Regions from separate parts of the Homo sapiens genome. Here all the other regions are linked to region 3. The links are chromatin contacts, found by Hi-C or POLR2A ChIA-PET in ENCODE. All regions are on one chromosome and are shown on one strand. The core of a region is the stretch at or near the end of the contact, and the rest is flanking DNA. Distances in the headings are between cores, read along the strand shown.

Evidence for each region. A loop is a pair of places that touch in the nucleus more often than their neighbours do. ChIA-PET counts read pairs that join two places held with the same protein, here RNA polymerase II (POLR2A). Pooled maps may share reads with other maps.
Region 1: a map of GM12878 shows a loop between it and region 3 (2.2-fold over the local background). The contact joins two enhancer-like sites. A Hi-C loop is called at or near these places in 1 of 168 maps with a recorded cell type or tissue (GM12878), 5 of 37 single-sample maps with no recorded cell type and 14 of 50 pooled maps. POLR2A ChIA-PET finds 5 or more read pairs at or near these places in 4 of 52 experiments (GM12878, Panc1, WTC11 and 1 more).
Region 2: a loop to region 3 is called in a pooled map, with 4 times the contacts of the local background. The contact joins two enhancer-like sites. A Hi-C loop is called at or near these places in 3 of 50 pooled maps. POLR2A ChIA-PET finds 5 or more read pairs at or near these places in 3 of 52 experiments (Caco-2, WTC11 and activated CD4-positive, alpha-beta T cell).

What each region holds. Positions count from the first base shown.
Region 1 is chr11:86,213,403-86,217,733 of GRCh38, reverse strand. No RefSeq gene overlaps it. Among named protein-coding and RNA genes, the nearest start is that of LINC02695, 22 kb to the right of the region's middle. RefSeq lists an enhancer at 2,751-2,840. Within about 2 kb of position 2,838, at least 2 of the 41 ENCODE cell types and tissues checked have a DNase peak (open chromatin) inside an H3K27ac peak, as active enhancers do; they include GM12878, where a contact is called at or near this core.
Region 2 is chr11:86,018,759-86,023,192 of GRCh38, reverse strand. It overlaps PICALM (phosphatidylinositol binding clathrin assembly protein), which reads left to right. Exons shown (of 20, transcript NM_007166.4): 4 at 724-826. Among named protein-coding and RNA genes, the nearest start is that of PICALM, 48 kb to the left of the region's middle. Within about 2 kb of position 1,597, at least 2 of the 41 ENCODE cell types and tissues checked have a DNase peak (open chromatin) inside an H3K27ac peak, as active enhancers do.
Region 3 is chr11:86,114,568-86,118,454 of GRCh38, reverse strand. No RefSeq gene overlaps it. Among named protein-coding and RNA genes, the nearest start is that of PICALM, 47 kb to the right of the region's middle. RefSeq lists an enhancer at 1,696-2,165. Within about 2 kb of position 2,319, at least 5 of the 41 ENCODE cell types and tissues checked have a DNase peak (open chromatin) inside an H3K27ac peak, as active enhancers do; they include GM12878, where a contact is called at or near this core.

The DNA of each region.
Region 1 (4,331 bases), core at 1,589-4,088, 99 kb before region 3:
GTTTAATCCGTAGGAATGAAGCAGACCTGTGAATGACATAGGGAAGAAGGGTGCCAATATCATAAATTGTTAGTTTTGTTAGTTTTAGTCCACGGTGGTGTTCAGACACAACTGTCTGGGAGGGAAGGCAGCCTGCACAGGTGTTGAACTTACCCTAGCATGTGGGTGTCAGAATGTCACAATTAAATCTTATTTTTTCTTTATACATTCAGAGAGCATTTAAAAAATTCTATTCTATGGTTCCAGTTATAGGAGTCACATTATTATTCTAGCATGCCATCTGATATTAAAATAATTTAATATGAAGGCCTATGGGTTCTAACACAATAACTTCTTATCCTATCATTTACATACTTCTAATTTCTAATATCTCCTATTTTATTCTATTTATTTATTATTTAAAGGCAGGGTCTTGCTCTGTCACACAGGCTGGAGTACAGTAGCTACGATCATGGCTCACTGCAGCCTCGACCTCCCAGGCTCAAGTGATCCTTCCACTTCAGTCTCCCAAGTAGCTGGCACTGTGGTTGCATGCCACAAGTCCAGCTAATTTTTTTAAAATAATTTTTTTGTAGAGATGGAGTCTCACTATGTTGTCTGGGCTGGTCTCAGACTTCTGAGATCAAGTGATCCTCCTGCCTCAGCCTCCCAAAGTGCTAGGAGTACAGGCATAAGCCACTATGCCTGGCCTCTCTTATTTTTAAAAATAATACTTATCTTTTTATCTCATTATAAAATTTATGAGTAATTGATGCAGAAAATTTGAAAACACCAGAAATACAATGTAAAACAAAAATTAGTCATAATTCTACAACTCAAAGGTAAGCACTATTAACTTTTTTTAAAATTTTTCTTTGAGATAAGGTCTGGCTCTGTTGCCCAGGCTGCAGTACCATGGCATAATCGTGGCTTGCTGCAGCCTCAACCTCCCAGGATCAAACGATCCTCCCACCTCAGCCTCCTGAGTAACTGAAACTACAGGCACACACCACCATGCCTGGCTAAATTTTTAAATTTTTTGTAGAGACAAGGTATCCCTGTGTTGCCCTAGCTGGTCTTGAACTCCTGGGCTCAAGCAATCCTCCTGCCTCAGCCTCCCAAGGTGTTAGGATTACAGGCGTGAGCCACCAGGCCCGGCTACTATTAACATTTTGATGCATGCACTTTCACTATTTTTTACTTTATGTGTGTGTATATTTTAAAACAAAAATCATCAAAATTTACATTGTTTTGTAGCTTTTTTTTTCATTTAGTGATTACGGAACTATTTCAATGTCAATAAATGATCTACATTACAATTTTTTCCCCTATAATACTTCTTATTATACAAGTATTAACTGTGCATTGCTTTGAGCTTAGAAAATGGAGAAAAATTGTACAGAAAGAAATAACTCATCCAGAGATTAATTGCTTTCAATATAGTCGTCTATTTCTTGGAAGATTTTCCCCCATCCCTTCTTACTATTAGTCCACAGATCCTCCAGCTCAGCCAATGATAGCAGCTGTAGTCAGCTGGGTAATGGCCATTCAAAGATATCCTTGGAACTTGCAAATGTTGCCTTATTTGGGAAAAAGGTCTTCGCACATGTGATTATGTTTAAGGATCTTTCAAAGGCACCAACCCAGAAGTTGGTTTCATTTCCTGGAAAAAAACTTGATAGCTAGGGTTAATATATTGGATCCGGAGATGAAAAGGGCATCTATACCAAGGGAACTGACGTGCAGATTTTGGACTTCCTGTAGGTTAAGAGTTTGAATGTTCTGCATGTAGGCTGTGAGTTTCAAACTTTTTAAGTAGCTGAAAACTCAATTGAGGATGCGTCTGAGGTGGCACAAGTAGAAGCAGAATCCACAGCTGAGGTCCAAGTCAAGCGCTAGAGGCAAAAATGGATCAGAGGCACCTGGTGGAGGCTGTAGACAGAAGCCCCAGTAGAAAGACTTCTGACCTCATCATCAGCCATAAGCAAGGTGAAGGGCATTCAAAAGAAAGGGACTTTGGTGGCACAGGGAATTTTCAGTTTCCATGGTTCATCTACTGATTTAATGCATTATTGATTATATGCTACTAATTAACCTCTTTTTTTTCTTTTTGCCCACTCCAGAGTGCTAAGGAGGTCCGATTAACCTCTTTAATAACCTTGGTTTTTTGGTTTTTTTGGTTTTGAGATGGAGTCTCGCTCTGTCACCCAGGCTAGAGTACAGTGGTGCAATCTCAGCTCATTGCAACCTCCACCTTCCAGGTTCAAACGATTCTCCTGCCTCTGCCTCCCAAGTAGCTGGGATTACAGGCACCTGCCACCATGCCCGGCTAATTTTTGTATTTTTTAGTAGAGATGGGGTTTCACCATGTTGGCCAGGCTGGTCTCGAACTCCTGACCTCAGGTGATCTGCCCACCTCAGCCTCCCAAATTGCTGGGATTATAGGCATGAGCCACTGCACCTGGCCAAATAACCTTGTTTTAAATGGCCTAGTATGGGGTTGAGCCACAACCACCTCTCTCAGTGATTCTCAGGAGTCTGGAGGGGAAACCAGTAGGGGTGATCATCTTTAATAGTGACTAGAGGACCTTACAGAAAAAGTATGCCAAACATAACTGCTCCATGTGTGAATCTGTCATTCTGGCTAATTTGGGAGATTGCAGGGGTGGTCCTCCAAAAGAACAGAACATTTTGGAGGGTTTGAGTAGATGAACATGAAATGTTGGGTGTGGGTGGGGACAGTCACTTCAGCCTGCTCTACCCACCCAAAGCAACCAGACTGGAAGATCAAGCTCTTAGTTCAGAGATGACTGGGCTGGATTTCCCCAGCCACACCACAAGGGGAGTCCCAAGGAAGAGGAAACAGGGAAACATTGTGGGTGACACTGAGGCTTTCTCCCAGTCCTCCCACTGCTCTGGGCATTTCCTCCAGAGAGGCCCTGCTCCAACAGTGAGCACTGTGGGCTGTGCACCTGCTGCCCTCAATGGGGTTTAGCTATCTTCTGATTGAGATGGAGAAAGGTTGGATGACGAAGTGAAGGGGAGGGGGTTGTGCTGGAGCAGTGATGAGCCTCACGTCGGGACATTCCAGCCACAGAGTTAAGAGGATGGAAGAGGAAAGCCAGTGGGAGAGAAAAGGAGAGAGCATGAGATCCAGAGTTCGGGCACGGCTTAGAAATTTAATCTAACGTTAGATGCCAGAGCAAGGAGGAAGAAGGGACCTCTCATTCACCAGTCTCTTCCCTTATCCATCTACTTTCGCACCCCTAACTTGCATTGTATGTCAACACTAATTAATTCCAATGAGAAAATACATATGACAGTGCTCTGTGAACCTTAAAACCCTAATAATAATGATAATAAAGAATAGCATTTATTGAGAGTTACTATATGTAGTCACAGATCTAAGCACTTCACATATATCCATCTTATTTAATCCTCATAATAATTTTGTGACAGTTATTATTCTAATTTTAGTGATGGGAAAATTGAGTCTTAGGGAAATTAAGGTTAAGAAATTTGCCCATGGATATATAGATAGGAAATGGCAGAGTCACAATATGAAGTCTTCTAGATCCAGAGCCCAAACTATTAACCATTTTTGCTCTACTGCCTTGTTAAATGTCTGTTATTTATTTTCAACCTCACTAGATAAGTGCGGGTAGAACACAGACACCAACAGAACTTGAGACTTGATAAAACAACAAAAACAATAACAACCCAATGCATAATGAATGAGAACGAATCAATGGCAAGCCACTTTAAGGAAGCAAATTTGTACCCAGGCAGTTTTGAGCAGGAACACTAGTCCCTCAAGTGCTTCCTTTCTAGGCAGGTTCTAGGATGGCTGCACATATCCCAGGTGTACATGAAGTACCCAGAATCTGGGAGTGCCCATCTCTCAATTTCACTGCCTCACAGGCTCTGCTCTGTTTTCCTACTGTTGCTCCCAGTGGTATTCTCTGGTTTTGGGGTTCAACACTGCCCCATTGAGTTCTGGCTTCTTTTCTTCGACCGCATCGCCCTGCTTGCTGAGGCTGTGTGCCCTAAAGAAGAGGGGGGTACTTCGCAGGCAAAGTTATAACTAATATTCTCCCCAATGCACTAATCATACTCTTGGGCTTTCATAGTCTACCAACAGTTAAATTTTTATTAGGCCCATTTCCTCAGTTTCCTGAAGAACTTTGTCAAGGACTTGGAGGACCTTCCCTACAGCCTGAGTTAGAGAACATGTGGGTTGTGCTACTCAGTGACTGACTAAAGAAAATTCCTATCCACTAATGGTGAACCACTGTCCCAGAACTGAGCTAGAACATCTGACGCCTTTCCTATCTTGAGGAGACTCCTTCTAT
Region 2 (4,434 bases), core at 348-2,847, 95 kb after region 3:
TTTTCAATGAGGAGCAAAAATTTATAGACTTCCTTGAGCCAGGTAATAACTAAAACACAAAGTTTTTGGTGTTTTTAGAAAATAATATTGATTAGATTTTATGTTGCTAAAGTTTTCAAGTCAAGGTCATGATGAAACAAAATCTTAGAATGATTTATGTATTCATTTAGAAAGTTTCATTGAAAACATTCATATAATTGTTTTTGTTACACCCTGAACTTGCATGTTGCCATTTCTTATATTACACAGTAATTTTTTATACTTTTTATAAGGTTGGCACATACAAGTTATGGTTCTAAATACAGCTAAAGATTTTAGGAGTATAAAAATTATATAAAGTTGCTTGATTTGAGGAATGGGATTGTGGTTCCATAGGATGTTAAATTTGAGTTGTGAGATTATCAAGTTGTGTAAAAGAACGTTTTTCTAATTCCTGATGAATAAAGAATAGGAATATTGAGAGAATAGTGAAGTTCTAAGGGAAGAGGTTTTTTTTTTAAAACTACATAGGACTTATCTGATTTAAATATGAAGCCTTAAGAGAATTTAATGGTAATGTTATTAATTAGTTACTTAATTTACATACTAAATTGAATTGGGATATCAAGACATTTTATAGCCATTGGATGCAATGAGTTGTTTTTCTAGGCATATTGGGATTTTTAGTCATTTATAAAAACTTGTCTCTCTCTTTGTTTTGTTTTTGTTTTTGTTTTTTTACAGGATATGACATGTCTACATTTATTAGGCGGTATAGTAGATATTTAAATGAGAAAGCAGTTTCATACAGACAAGTTGCATTTGATTTCACAAAAGTGAAGAGAGGGTGAGTTAAGCTTTTTTTGACATCTAATTGATTTGAATTTTTAAAAATGTAAAACATAGGAGTTACTAGATTATGAATTATGAAATTTTAGCCAGTTTTAAAAGATGAGCCTCATTTTTCTTTGATGAGGTATATCAAGTACTTTTTGTGGTAGGATTTGTTTTTAAGTTCTTTTTATAGCACCTTTATTGAGATATCATTCACATAACAAAATTTATCATTTTAAAGTGTGTAATTCATTGGTTTTTAGTGTATTTACAAAGTTGTCCAACATCACCACTAATTTCAGAACATTTTTATCACCTCCACAAAGAAACTCTATACCTATTAGCATTCATTTCCTATTCCCTCTTCCCCTAGATCCTGGCAACCATGAATCTACTTTCTGTGTCTCTGGGCTTGTCTATTCTGAACATTTCATATAAATGAAATTATACAATATGTGACCTTTGTGTAGCATGATATGTCCAAGTTATAGCATCCATGTTATTTCATATATCAGTATTTTATTCCTTTTTCTAGCCAAATCATATTTTACTTTATGGACATATACTGCATTTTGTTTATCTGTTCATAAGGTGATGGCCACTTGAATAGTTTCTACTTTTGCCTATTAGGAATAATGGTGCTGTGAACATTAGATTTTATGTGGATTATCTTTTTAATTCTCTTCGGTGTATACCTAGAAGTGGAATTGCTGTGTCATATGGTAACTCTTATGTTTGTCATTTTGAGGAACTGCCAAATCATTTTTCAAAGCAGTTGAATCACTTTACGTTCCCACCAGCAATGTATGGCACTTTCAGTTTCTCCCTATTCTTGCCATACTTGTTATTTTCTGGGTTTTTTTTTGCCTTTTTTTTTTTTTCTTAAATGGTAGCCATCCTAGTGGGTGTGAACTGGTGTCTTGTGATTTTTAGTTTGCATTTCCCTGATGGCTAATGATATTGAGCATTTTTTTTGAGCTGTTGACCATTTGCATATCGTCTTTTGAAAAAATGCCTCTTCAAACCCTTTGCCCTGTTTTTATTTTTTATTTTCACTTTTTGAGACAGTGGCACCATCCCAGCTCACTGCAGTGTCGACCTCCTGTGCTCAAGCAATTTTTCCCCCTCAGCCTGCTGAGTAGCTGGGAACACAGGCATGCAACACTATGCTCAGTTAATTTTTAAAAAAATTTTCATACAAATGAGTTCTCACTATGTTGCCAAGGCTGGTCTTGAACTCCTGGGCTCAAGCAGTCTTCCCATTTTGGCCTCCCACAGTGTTGAGATTATAGGCTTGAGCTACTGACCTGGCCTTTTGCTCATTTTTAAATTGGGTTACTTGCCCTTTTTATTGTTAAGTTGCAAGAATTTTAAAAAATATGTTCTGGGCACCAGTTTCTTATCGCATAAATAATTTGCAAATATTTTTCTCCCATGGCTTGTCTTTTCAGTTTCTTGTTGGTGTTTTTTGAAGAACAAACATTTTTAATTAATTAAGTGTATCTTTTTTTTCCTTTGGTTGCTTGTACTTTTGTAATCATGTCTAAGAAATCATTGTTTAATCCAGGGTCACAAAGATTTACTCCTACTTTTTATTCTAAGAATCTTGTATTTTTTGCCCATATAGTTAGGTTCTTATCTATTTGGAATTAACTTTTGTATATGGTGTGAGAGGTGAGTCCAAATTTATTCTTTTGTATGTGGATATTGAGTTATCCCAGCAACATTTTGTGAAATTACTCTTCTTTCCCCATTGGATAGTCTTAGTACCTTGTTGAAGATGAGTTGACCATAAATGTAAAGGTTTATTTCTGGACTTGCAGTTCTGTTCTGTTGATCTGTATGTATATCTTCATGCCAGTACCACATTGTCTTGATTACTGTTGCTTTGCAGTGTGTTTTAAAATTAGAACGTGTGAGTCTTCCAATTCTATTCTTTTTTTTTTTTTTTTTTTCCCAAGATTGTTTTAGCTGTTCTGGGCCCCTTGCATTCCCATGTGAATTTCAGGATCAGCTTTTTGATTTCTGCAGAAAAGATAGCTGGGATTTTGTGGGGGATTGCATTGAATCTATAGATCAGTTTGGGGAGTATTACCTTCTTAATGATTAAATTTCTAGTCTATGAACAAGAGATGTGTTTCTGTTTATTTGGATCTTTTTTCATTTCTTTCAGTGCTGTTTTGTATTTAAGCTTTCTTTTAATCTTAAATGCAGAAGATGCATTTAATTTTTGCTGCACCCTAAATAACAATCATCTTAGTACATGATCCAGTCACATGAATGATATAGTCAGTGCTTCTATAAGTGATAACACCTGATATGCAGATTTTTTTCCTAGGATATAGGATGAGGCCTCAGGAGAAAGCCACTGAAGACATTCTTAGCAGCAGCGATGACCCTTGTAGCTATGAAGACCTGTCTTGAAGGGAATCTGGCATGTACAGAAATAGTCTGGTGAATGCCTTCCTGAGCCACTCTGCTGCTCAGTGATCCCAAAGGTCTAAGCAATTGATGTGTTCCTTTAGATTGTTCTATTGAAATTTTAAATTAATGGACTGAAGTGAAAAATTTAATTAAAATATAGAGGTAACCTCTTAGTTATGCAAGAAAATTTAAAGCTGAATTTAAATGTTCTATGCTGCCATTCCAAATCCATCAGGAGGTGATTATTTTGGAATATACCTAAAGTAAATTCTACAGATTTTGTTTCATATATTTAAGCACTTTGTAGAAGATTATGGTGGAGAACTTTTTTAGAAGTCTGATTTTTAACCTCTGTATCCTGTCCAATAATATTTCACTGTAAAGTGTCTTCAGTGAAGTTGATCTTCAGTGTATTTACAGATTTCAGAATAATAGATTTTTAAAATGGTAACTTTTGTTCTAATTTGAAGGGCCAGTCTTGAGAATAGTTGGTGAATTTTTTTATTTAATAGAGCAGTCTTTTTTAATTGGAGGAAAATAGCTCCTGATTAAGTACAATAAAATTAGTATTGACTTAGTTGAATCAAGGAGGAGCCATAATTGAGTGGGGACCAAGAAGAAGTGCAAAAGTGGCATTATACACACACATATACACGTCAGACTGTATAAATACAAAAGAAAAAAATCAAGAATATCAGGTATAAATTGAGGACATGACAGCAATTGAAATTATTATATCATGGCAAAAACCTCAGTAGGCTACACCTTTTGGAGAGGACTCTCATTGTAAGTAGTAAAGTTTGATTTATTAAGATTTTTTTTTATGTTTACAAAAGTAATAAAATTTAAGAAAAATACCATCCTAATTCATAGAAAATGTTAACATTTTAGTGTGTCTAACCTTTTCTGTGCGAGTAAATAGAAATATGTATATAAAGGCACATAGAAAATTACATAAAAATTGGATCAGATTCTTTGAAGGCTGCTTTTCTTCCCCTCCTGTGTATTTTGGACATTTTCAATGTCTGTACACATAGATCCATCTCATTTTTTTCTTTTTTTTTTTTAAGTCAGAGTCTGGCTCTATCACCCAGGCTGGGGTGCAGTGGCGTGCTCTTGGCTCACTGCAACCTCCACCTCCCGGGTTCAAGCGATTCTTCTGTCTCAGCCTCCCAAGTAGTTGGGACTACAGGTGCC
Region 3 (3,887 bases), core at 1,070-3,569:
AGCTCCCCAGGCTTGCTACAACACCCTGAGTGACATCTGCCTCTGTCACTTGTCTAGAAGGAAAGGTGTTTAACCTAAAATGATTTACTTTCCACATGTAAGTAGTAGAAATCAAAAAGTCTTATCAGAAAGCCAACGTGATAAGAACTTTCTGAGACTTTTTCACAAACCAGTAGTACTGACATGGTTACAAACCTCATTGCCTTTTTGAGTAAAGAATGACAAATAAATGAGAATGGTAAATTGCAGATATCATCTTAGAAGCAGTGACATTCTTGGTAGGTATTGATAAAGAATAAGACATTGAACTTGCTGAGTCTCCTTCCCAGGAAGAACTCTATGAACTTCCATATGGTCTTTTCTTTTACATTCATCACAACAGCCCCACTGAGAGTCTAGACAGAAATTATGATCCCCATTTTACCTATAGAAAAGCTGAGGGTCCAGAGATCAATCGACTATTCCAAGGTCACATGGTGTCATCAGAAGAGACTCACACCAGAGCTAATTTCTCTTCAATGATTTGATTATTACATGTAAGTGACTTGCTTGAGGTAATCAAAGGAAAATATTTGGAGAATGAGGACATTTATGACATGCTTATCAAATATGCAGGTGACTGAGGACTGAGTGCTATGCTAGTCTTAGCTCTGATTTGGATAAGTTACTTAACCCTTCTGGGCCTCAATATCCTTCTTGGGGAAATGAGACAGTTAGTTGAACTAGATTAGGTTTTTCCAACTTTCTTTTTCTTTTTAATTTCATCAAATTAAAATCTGATGAATTTAATTGATAAAAGCTGATCCCGCCTCCTGCTTGGCTCCCTCCACCGCCTACTAGACCCCTGGACACAATCTAAAACCACAGTATTAGGTCATCTGAAAGCTTCTTCCTGTTCCTAAATTCACTGTTTTTATGATTGAAAGCAACTAGCCTCCTAATCTGGTACCTGTTCATGTTCCCTGCAGCATCTTGTGGTATAAAAGAGCCCCCAGACATGATGTCAGAGGAGCTGGGAGTGAATCCTCACAACCAATTATCTATGCAACCTTAATCAAGTTGCTTCACCTCTCTAAGTCTCTGTTTCCTCATCTATAAAATGAAGATAGTAACCCTTCCCAGGTAAGAGTGCTTTGTAAACTGTAAGAGACTAAGTAAATGGACGGTGTCATTAGTATTATCTCCTGTGTACAATATCCTTCTCCATGGAGAGGCGGCTTTATCCTTAGAATGACTCAGAGTACCAGTATGGGTTGAGCTGCTCTTTGGCAAGCTTGCCTTGGTATCTATTGTATTTGGGCTTCATCTTCCCGTGAGCTGAAAGCCAAGTCAGTAGAGAGGATGTGAGCTACCAACACAGCAAATAATTAAACCAAGGAGATGCCATCATTAAGTCCAAAGGGAAAAATTATCCCCATATGGTGACCTTGATAATAATTGCCCAGCTCTATTTCCCCCTCCACACGAAGCCATATTCCAATAATAATTACTGTCATTTGAGTGCTTACTTCATGCTAAGTAGATACTGTTGTTTACATGAGTTGTCTCATTTAATCTTCATAAGAACCTTTTCAATGGCATTACTCCTAATCTGCAGTGAGAAATAATCTGAAAAATAGTGTATTTTTCCTATTTTGTAGCTTAGAAAGGCTAACTAATTTGCTCAGATAATCAGTAAGTGACAGAGCCTGGACTCTGAATTTAAACCTCTGAACTGATCACCTCTGCCTCTCCCAATTGGAAGAAATGATTTTCCACACTCACTACGAGGGCCAACAGCCTCATTCCTGTTTATCTTTGCCATGCTTTAGTCAGCCCCATCTCTCCATGTTAATTATTATTTTCATTTCTTTCTCTATTCAAAAAGACTCCACTCATCTTCATAAAACTCAGAGGTGGAAAGCACCTATTAGTCATTGATGTCCCTGCTAACCACAACCCCCCTACTTGTTCTCTGTAACATGGTTTCTGCTCAGGGAGCCTCAGGGAACGGAGCCCAATCTCTTCCTTTGCGGAGTTAGTCCCGTAACTAATTCATCTCTGTCAGGAAGATTTTCCTCTTAGGTTTATCCTCTTCTTTAGTTTTGTATTTTATCCAATTCTTTCTCTCTGTGGGCTGCACACTTCAGCTCTTCAGATCACATTGCCTAAGCCTGCCCAGGCTCTCAGCAGTGATTTTGCTGAGCTGCCTCTTTCCCTTTTTCCATGGTCAGAGTAGCTTTCTTATTAGCACCTGGAGGATGGTGTCTCCAGTGGACAGAGGTAGAGGTGAGCCGTGGGAGGATGTTGGGAAAGAAAGTGAGGAGGAAGAGGTGTGAGCAGGAGGTTTGAAACCTGCTTAGTCAGAAACTCTTGGATCCAATTTGGCTTGGACCTTTCTCTTAAGTTGCCCCTCTACTGGCAGCAGAGGCATTTGCTATCCAGCTAGGCATGATTCCATTAGGATGCTGTCCCAGGCCCTAAAATTGGTGTCAGGAATCACAGAAATAAATGGAGTGCACCAGTACAAAGGAAGACATTGTGGTACAGTGGAAAGCATGTCAGCTTTAGGATTTGAAAAATCTAGTTTAAATCATTGCTCCACTTTTTACATAACTGTATGGTTTGGCAGTCATTTAACCTCCTGAACTTCAGCTTACTCATTTGTAAAATGGAGAGATAATACCTAGCTTAGGAGTTTCCGTAAGGATTATGGAGAATGGCCTCACACATAGTAGGCACTCAATCAATGACAGCTATTATTTTTCAAAGCCCTAATTCTAAACCACTTCCTCATAACCATGTTTCTTATTTGGAGTCTCCGGGCAACTGGCCTTACCTCTTATTCTTCCATTTTCATTGTGCTACAAACCAGCCTATAGCATTCTCATGTTCTAGCTTCACCTGCAGCATCAACAGTTCCAGACAGTTCCCCACAGTTCCTCACTGCCTTGAAAGCAGAACTCAGGTATGAGCTTTTAAATCCAAATTAACATTAATTTTGTTTTTCAATTTTTACTTTGATGTGAACTTTACCACTGCCATGTTGACAGGGACATAGATACTAATCTATAGGATAAAGCCCATTTATTAATAGGCTGTAAATGAGTGTTGGCAATTTCTCACTTGTATCAAAGACCCATTCCATATGCATGGGTATCAGCAGTAGTATCTTAATATGCAAACAAAATCCAACTTGAACAAATTTTGTTACAATACTCTTTTCAAGTGAATGCATATAAGCATCAGCCAAAAGAACACTGCCTGTCTCTTGGATAACTGAAATCTACTCATTTAACAAATATTTATTGAGAGTCTACAATGTACAAAAGACTTTGAAGGTGCTGGGATACATGATAGGACATGAGGTTAGCAGTCTTGGGGTCACTAAAGCAAATCCCCTCTTTAATGTAGCTTACATTGTAGTGAGAAACACAGGATACACAAGTAGACACATAAAGAAAATAATTTGAGATAATTTCTTCAATGGAGAAAACTAAGCAAAGTGATATAATAGTGACTAGAGAGGCTATTTTATTTATATATTTGTTTTTACTTTAACTTAAAATATCAAAATAATAGATGCACACTGGCCAGGTGCAGTGGCTTATGCCTGTAATCGCAGCACTTTGGGAGTCCAAGGTGGGCAGATCACTTGTGGCCAGGAGTTTGAGATCAGCCTGGGTAACAAGGCAAAACCCCATTTCTACTAAAAACAAAACACAAAAATTAGCCAGGTGAGGTGGCACACGCCTGCAGTCCCAGCTACTTGGGAGGCTGAGGCATGTGAGTTGCTTGAGCTGGGAGGCAAAGGTTGTAGTAAGCCGAGATCATGCCACTGCACTCCGGCCTGGGTGACAAAGTGATATTGTCTAAAAAAAAAAAAAAAAAAGAAAGAAAAAATGGAT